Regions from separate parts of the Homo sapiens genome. Here region 1 is linked to region 2. The links are chromatin loops, found by intact Hi-C in ENCODE. Cell type or tissue: Calu3. All regions are shown on one strand.

Region 1 (4,000 bases), 100 kb after region 2:
TAATACAGCAACCATCTCTCTTTTGTCTCCTATTGTATTCCTATTACCAAGCAAAGCGCTGGGCACATATTAGGCACTCAGTAAACACTTTTTGAATGAATGAATGGTAAATTGGGCACAGCAGGTACAACAAAAATAGATTCAAGATTAGAAAAACACAGCCAAAACACATTGATTTTCTGTCATTAGAGTGAAACAAAAATCAGTAAGTCTAGTCTAGCAGGAATGGTTCCAACTTATGAAATTCTTTCTTGATTCAGGTTTCTGATCAAACTAATTCCACAGAGCTTAAAATTAGCCTCAGTGGAGAGGTATTTATGGTGTATAATGGCAACAGTAGGATGAGTCAGATACTGCTCTAGTGGCACTGACTATAACATGTGGCACACTGGGTTGACTCAGTCCACCAAAAGCCCTTCAAAGAAAACTGTGCCTTTATATCAAATATGCTCACATGGCTGAAAAGGAGAAATTTAATAAGTCAATATACAGGTAGCACATGATATCAGCACTCCAACCATAGCTACTGGAATTCATTAACCTTTTCACGCACATGGCTCCTGGTGTGCTTTCACCCCCACAGCCAATGCCAGTGTCAGTCAGAGGGCTGCTCTTAAGCTGCCAAAGACCATTTTGCCTGAGTAAATTTCCTGGAAATTTACATCTCCCCAGGGACACTTAAACCAGTGGTTCTGAATGAGGACGTGACTTTGAGCTCCAGGAGTCAAAGTGTCTAGAGATACTTTTGGTTGTCATAACCGGGCCGGGAAAGGTGGCTGGGAGGCTACTGGCATCTAACACATAGAAGCCAGAGATTGTAGCCAGACAGCCTACAATGCGCAGGACAGACTCCCAAGACAAAAAACAAAAACAAAAACAAAAACAAAAACAAAAAAAACCAAAGAATTACCCCCAAAATGTCAATAGTATCAAGGCTAAGAAACTCCACCTCAAACAATGACTGATGGGCAGGGAAGTATGCACACTGTAGTTTTTTTCTCTTGTACCTGATTGGAACAGTTCTGAGATATGATCTACACTGTCTCCAGGGCTCTCCAGGGGGACTGAGCTAAAATTACTTGCTTGGAAGTTTGCCTGACATTGTACCATTGTTTTGTTTCCTTCTCTTCCCTGGCCACTTCCCCACTCCTCTACCAATTTTTCCTGAGAACACCTCCTAATAAGCCGCTTTTACACAAATTCCCATTTCAGGATTGCTTCTGGGAGAAACAAGCCAAAACAATATGTACAAGTGGATATTAAGGAGAACTACAGATTTTATGTGCATAATGTGGAGTAGGTTACTAAATGGTTAGCTATACTGTAACAGAACTCATAGCTGGACAAGCCCATAAGTAGGGTATCAGAGCATCTTAAACCAAGAAAGCATGGTGTGTTAGGAAAAAAACTAACAGTGAAGTTAGGAAACCCAGGTTCCAGTCTCACCTCTTAAGTGAGATCTCAAGTAAATCACAGCCAAGTGGAAAAGAGAAAATAAAAACTGGACAGTTATCTAACATTCTATGCTGTCTTAGAGCAGTGGTTCTCAAACAGGGGCAATTTTGACCCCTATGGAACATGTGACAATGTTTGGAGACATTTTTGGCAATCATAACCGGGAGCAGGGTGCTACTGGCATCTAGTGAGTAGAGCCCAGGCATGCTGCCAAACATCTATCTCATAATGCACAGGCAAGTCCCCCCTGCTCCCCACCAGCAAAGGATTATCCAGCCCAGAATGTCAATAGTGCTAAGGTTGAGAACTGCCTTACAGAGAAAATTAGATTAGATATTAACCTAAGAAATTTCTGAGGCTTAAAGTTATTAAAAATAGGTAATGTATTATTGAAGGAGACTACAACATAGTCTCTATATCCTTAAAAACAGCATATGGATGCTTTTCTGCATAAGATTGGGAGGGGTTATTCTAAACAGATCTTGAAATGTTATGTGGGAGAACTAAGCACCTATCCAAGTAGCTAGAGACAGAGGAGAGAGCAGGGGCCTGAATCTTAGCAGGTTTGCCATAGTGCTGAAGACTTGACTCTCACCCATGTACTGGGATTTAAATATATTATGAGCATATCTCCAGATCCATCCATCTCCCCTGCAATCACTGAAGACAACCTCCCTCACATGTTTAATAACTTTTGTATGCAACTTTGGGGACCAATTTTTCTCCACTAACATTTTCCTGGAGGGAAAAAGATAGTTTCTCCAAATTATATACAGGTAAAGATAAAACTATTTTATAGTTAGCTTATCTGAGTTAATAAAAACACTTAAATGTATAACATATTTGCTTATGAATCCGGGTTTATTCATGTGACAGGTGGTAAGATGATGCCATACTTAACTTTGACTTCACATTCCTGTTGGTCAAAGCCTCTCACACCCTTTTTAAACAAAGCTGGCAGTAAAATCCAACATATTGCGTAACTAACCAACGTTACATATTGCTCAGAAAACTCTACACTCCCAACAGGAAATTCCAGGAATGAAAGGATTTCTGTTTCATTATCAGAAAGGTGCCTTGTACTAGTAACCACAATAGGTAGGGTAAATTAAAAGATTTATTCCTGGATTGTTAATTTCTCTGAAAGGACTTAAGAACAAACTTAAAACTTTTGAGGTAGGTCTGACATAATGAATTCTCTTTCATCTGTGATAATACTTTTAAATGTGTTATCAGAAACTCTTCAAAGGTGCTTAGAACTTTGAAAGGCTAGCTGCTGTCACTTGAAAGTTAGGGTGACAGCTGAGACAGAGCCCAAGGTTTTCATTTGGGTAACTTGCCTGTCATGGATAGACCTAGCAGAGGCCTGTTTTCTGCACTTCACTGAAGTCTTATTCATCAGGAGTCAGGCAATAAGAGGCACATTTTCCTCTCCATGGTCTTTGGTAGACTCACTCATTAGAGGAGGACGTAGATATCATCTATTACAACTTCCACCATAAGGCACTTTGACAACCTGCTGTCAACTGCCAGATCAATACATGTTTAACAGAAATGCAGAGTTTTAGCTTTTTAGATCCAAGGTCTCAAAGCTGAGTATTTGCTCTTGATGATACAATTGTCAGTGTTATAGTCAGTAGCAAAGCATACATTTTAAGTTGATTTGTACTGTTCAAAGTCACTAAATGCAAAATTTAAAAAACTAAATAACAGTGATTTTTTGTTACTCCCATTATCATGTTTTAATCTTGCAGGGACATTGTATATCATCAAAGACATGAAATTAACATTAATTAAGATTCTACTCCAAATTTTCCAATATGTTTAAGTAAGATGCATTTAACTATTGAAGTGGTTGGGGGTGGTGGGTAACTGAAGGTACCAATTTAAATGAAGGCAACTTTACTGTCATTTGTGGTATTTAAAAAATAATAAACCTAAAAATGAGGTCTACTTTTATTCTTTACAGATTTGACATGTCAATCTTTATTTAAGACAACAAAAGTTTGTACACCCTCATATTAAGATATATTTCCTTTCTAGTCATATTAAAATAATCTCATTTTGTTACTCAAAAAGAATACATAGGGAAGAGAATGAACATAATTCAAGTAGATAGATTTCTAATTGGTTAAAACAGGGTTAAACAAATGATGTTCAAAATATACTTATTAAAGGGAACAGCACCTAGAAATAGGCAGTAGGGCAATGTTCACTTTAAGAATTTTATCAATAACTAGGGCAAAGAACAAAATCATTATCAAATTTTGAATTACACAAAAGCAATGGCCTATTACCTTGTTAACATTTGATATTTCTATATATCTTCTTCTCTAGTTGAAATGGGTAATGACTTGTATTACAAGGATGTTACACATTCTAAAATGATTTAAGCCAAAAGATTATCTTTAATACATTACTTCTAGATATAATATGTACTTGATGTCTGTTGCATCAAAGACTACTAAACTAGGCATCAAGAAACATGAATCCTTGACTCAGCTCTGTCATTAATTACCTTATAAATCTATGTAAGTCATTTATT
Region 2 (4,000 bases):
GTATATTTACATATCTTGTATTCTTTTAGAGCATTGACTCAATATGATATATTTGTACTATTTATATTTTATCACAGAAAGAACTTTGTTTATTGAATACTTTCAGCCTAAAATTCCTGCTCTGTGTGAATATGAACATTACTGCCTCTGCTTTCTCTCCCAGTGTGTTTCACATACTTGTTCAAATCTTTATTTATATTTTTTTCTCTCCACTTTAGCTTTAAGTTTTTCACTCCTGGCAATATATTTCAAGATTTTAAAATCCAAAATAAGACTCTGTCTTTAATGGAGAAATGTAGATTACCTCGGATATCTGCTCATTCCCTCATCTGCTTCAAGGCCGCTCACCCAGACCACAATACATGCTACACCACACAACGCAACACACACTTCACCTGGCACTTCCCATTCACCTATCTTGCTTTTTTTTTTTTTCCTGTGTAGCATTTATCTTACATACAGCCTATTTTGGTTTATTTGTTAATTATCAGTGTCTTCTGACAAGTGTGTAAGTTCCACAGGAAAAGAGACTGCTGTACCCTTAGTGATTGGAACAGTACCTGGCATATACGAGGTACTCAATAAATGCTGCTGAATAAATGAACATTTATGGTGATAACTGTAGACCAGCTCTACTTTTGGTTATTCTATTTTATGCTTTGTACATTTTCTGCTATGTCTTTTCTCTCTTTCATGTCTATTTTTATGGGTTATTCTGTTTCCTTTGCTTTAATACATATACACAAACTTAAATGTATACATATATGTGTGTGTGTGTGTGTGTGTGTGTGTGTGTAGAGATTGTTGCCCCGGCTGGTCTTGAACTCCTGCGCTCAAGTGATGCTCCCGCCTTGGCCTCCCAAAGTTCTGGAATTACAAGCATGAGCCACCACATCTAGCCTTCTTTTGCTTTTTAAGACTTGTATTGTACACACTTTTTTTTTTTTTTGAGACAGAGTTTTGCCTGTCACCCAGGCTGGAGTGCAGTGGCACGAACTTGGCTCACTGTAACCTCCACCTCCTGGGTTCAAGCGATTCTCCTGCCTCAGCCTCCCAAGTAGCTGGGATTACAGACGCCCGCCAGCATGCACATTTAAAAAAATTCCATGAATGATCACAATAAAGGATTCCAAAAAAATTCCTAACTCCATGTAAAGTTATACTCAGATAAAGAGATAGTATTTTGGATTGCCTTTTAGGGATGGCAAAACCTTGGCTTTTTAGTTTTAACTTTTTGTTATTCCTCTTGTCTTTTAAATTCTTGATTATTTTATCATGTGGTTCTGAGAGACTCTCACTGTGTTTTTATTTTTTGTGTCAATAATATTTATAATTATTTCCTCTGAATCACATGTAGTCAGGCTTTTTCTTATGCTCCCGTGAGCTTTTCAGTAGCAAAACTTTGCTGTTGTAATTGCTAAGGTTCAATATGCCATATTTTGTGGATAAATATGGCAAGAAATGCATGTTTCACATGTTAACAGCTTGGGAATTGAGACACGTCTTATAATTGATGTGTCTTACAATCATTGTCAGCCAGAGGGCACTGAAACCATAGTGGTCAATTGCCTACCCATGCATGTACTTTGTCTCAGTTATTTATAACTTTATAAATATTTATAAATCAGTTATTTATAACTTTTATAAAGTGTCATCACTTTAACTGAGCTTCCTAGATCATTGGTGCAATACATGTTGAGTTTTATTGCTGCTTAAAATGCTTTCAAACAAAGTTATTGTGTGTGCAGAGAAGAAAATAAAGCAATAGGACATATGTTTATCAGTAAAACCAGTGTCACGGAAGGAATCACCATAATTTGTTGTAGAAGAATTCTATGTTTTTCTTTTAGAAAATGAATACGAATATGAATAATGAGTTGAGTTGGTTCCAAATTCTTAGGTGAAACTAATTTTTTTGGAGGTTCTATATTAGAATATGCAACAGGCATTGTTGCAGCAGAAGAATCCAAGGCTGGCTTGATTTTTGTTTCTTTAAAATTGACTTACATTTCCCATTTCGAAGAGTGTTTCTGCTTTTAGTGTTGGTTTGTTTTGCTTTTAGTTAAAAAAATTAATGTCATTATTGATTTTGGTTTCCTCTGTTCTTTCTGTTTTTTGTATTTATCCATCCATCCATCCATCCACCCACCCATTTCTATCAGAGGGCTATACTATGCCAGAAACTGTAGATAAAAGAGAGAAACATACAGCCACAATTTTTGTTCATCACTAGAAATCCCTACAATTTTGCAGTTCCTGAATCTTTAGCATCTATATTTATTATTTTAGATTTTCTCCACTTATTTGTTCATTTTACATCTGGGTATGTTTCTATAGTTTATATTTATAATTTTTAATATTCTATAATTTTTATTGACAATTTAGTTTTCTTAGGTGTTATTTTTACTGTTTCCAACATTATCTTGCTAGGTCTATTTTGGTTTTTATTTCACAATATGTGCTGTTTATTCTCTATTTGGCCATTCCTCCAGATCCACTCTCAGACTTTCTCTTTCCTGTTTGGTGCAATGGAAGACTGATTTCTATGAATTGCAATCTTTGTGCTGTTTCCAGTTGACTCCTGATTGGGCTTGGCAAATGAAATGCAGCAGCAGGAGTTAAGAAAGGAGAAGGAGACAGAAGTTAAGGTAGTTTTCATCCTCTTTCTTCTTGCTTTGGTGGTGTGGTTTTGTGGTGGCTGTGAGCTTCCTAGATTACACCTCTTAAAGGGTGGTCCCTACTCCATTCCAGCTTTGACTGGGCTTTAGTAATGCCATCTATCTATCTTATCCCCCCTCTAAGCAAAGAGACTGTAACATCTTTCTTCCATTGCTAGTCTCTGGATATTTTACTATCACTGTTGCTCCCTTTAACTATGTCTGCCCTCTGCAAATAGTCCCCTTGTAAAGCTTCTTCAGGTAAAACACCTGAGAGGAATTACGTTTCCTGCATGGTCCAAAACTGATATAGTGTTTTTACCTACAGTGTCCCTAAGGCATAGAATATAGTGGTGGGATTCTGGGACTGAGTTGCTTACACACTTAATGAGTGAACAGATGACCACTTATGCCTGGCAAACCATAGCAAGCAAGGGCTTCACAATTACTCAAATTATCTCTGTGGCGAGTGTGGGATGCAGTGTCTGTGGAGGGCAAGACTTGAGGTGGTCCATTGGAGTAGCTGCAGTTGATTACAGTGACAACCATAATTTTTACAAAGATTGTGGGGTGGCATGACTTCTATGGATATATTGGAGAGCTTACAAAAGCAGAAAGAAAAGCTTGGGATGAATATTCAATTCAAGGCCAGAGTAGAGGCTCTGGTAGTCATACAGGGAAAAAAATGAACCTCACTTCATGACATATACAAAATTAGAGATTTTACTTTGATCTGTATATAAAATCTAAAACAACCAATTTCCAGAAAACAGGAGAATATCTTCATAGCTTTGGGATAGGCAAAGAATTCTTAAATAGAATACAAGAAGTAAAAAGTGCTAACCATAAAAGGAAAGATTGGTCAATTGAGCTTTCAAAAATTAATAATTTTTGTTCAAAAGATACCATGAAGAAGATAAATAAGACAAGCCACTAATTACAAGAAGATATTTCCAAGACATATTTCTAACAAAAAATCATATCCGTAATACATTAAAATCTTATAGAAATCAGTAAGAAAAGTAACTCAAATCAAAACTTCATTCAAAAAAGACTTGAAAAGAATTTACAAAAAAGGATATAAAAATGAACACATGAAAATATACTTAACATTATTACTCATGCAAACTAAATCTTCAGTGAAATACCATTAGGCTGGGCACAGTGGCTCATGCCTGTAATCCCAACATTTTGGGAGGCCTACATGGGCAGATCATTTGAGGTCAGGAGTTTGAGACCAGCCTGGCCAACAAGGTGAAACCCTGTCTCTACTAACAATACAAAAAAAAAAAAAAAAATTAGCTGGGCATGGTGGCGGGTATCTGTAATCCCAGCTACTCGGG

What was found. A loop is a pair of places that touch in the nucleus more often than their neighbours do. Peaks named below come from ENCODE experiments on the same cell type or tissue, not always from the same donor. Only the 100,000 strongest peaks of a DNase experiment are listed, where the experiment ranks them.
Region 1: it touches region 2 in a loop (2.2-fold over the local background); 1 of 110 quality-filtered maps calls a loop at or near these places.

What each region holds. Positions count from the first base shown.
Region 1 is chr14:91,753,338-91,757,337 of GRCh38, forward strand. No RefSeq gene overlaps it. Among named protein-coding and RNA genes, the nearest start is that of CATSPERB, 23 kb to the left of the region's middle. In Calu3, no CTCF peak of the experiment used is centred here; DNase peaks (open chromatin) are centred at 1,684 and 2,394.
Region 2 is chr14:91,648,567-91,652,566 of GRCh38, forward strand. All of the region lies in intron 15 of CATSPERB (catsper channel auxiliary subunit beta), which reads right to left. Among named protein-coding and RNA genes, the nearest start is that of CATSPERB, 82 kb to the right of the region's middle. In Calu3, a CTCF peak has its summit at 1,603; a DNase peak (open chromatin) is centred at 1,535.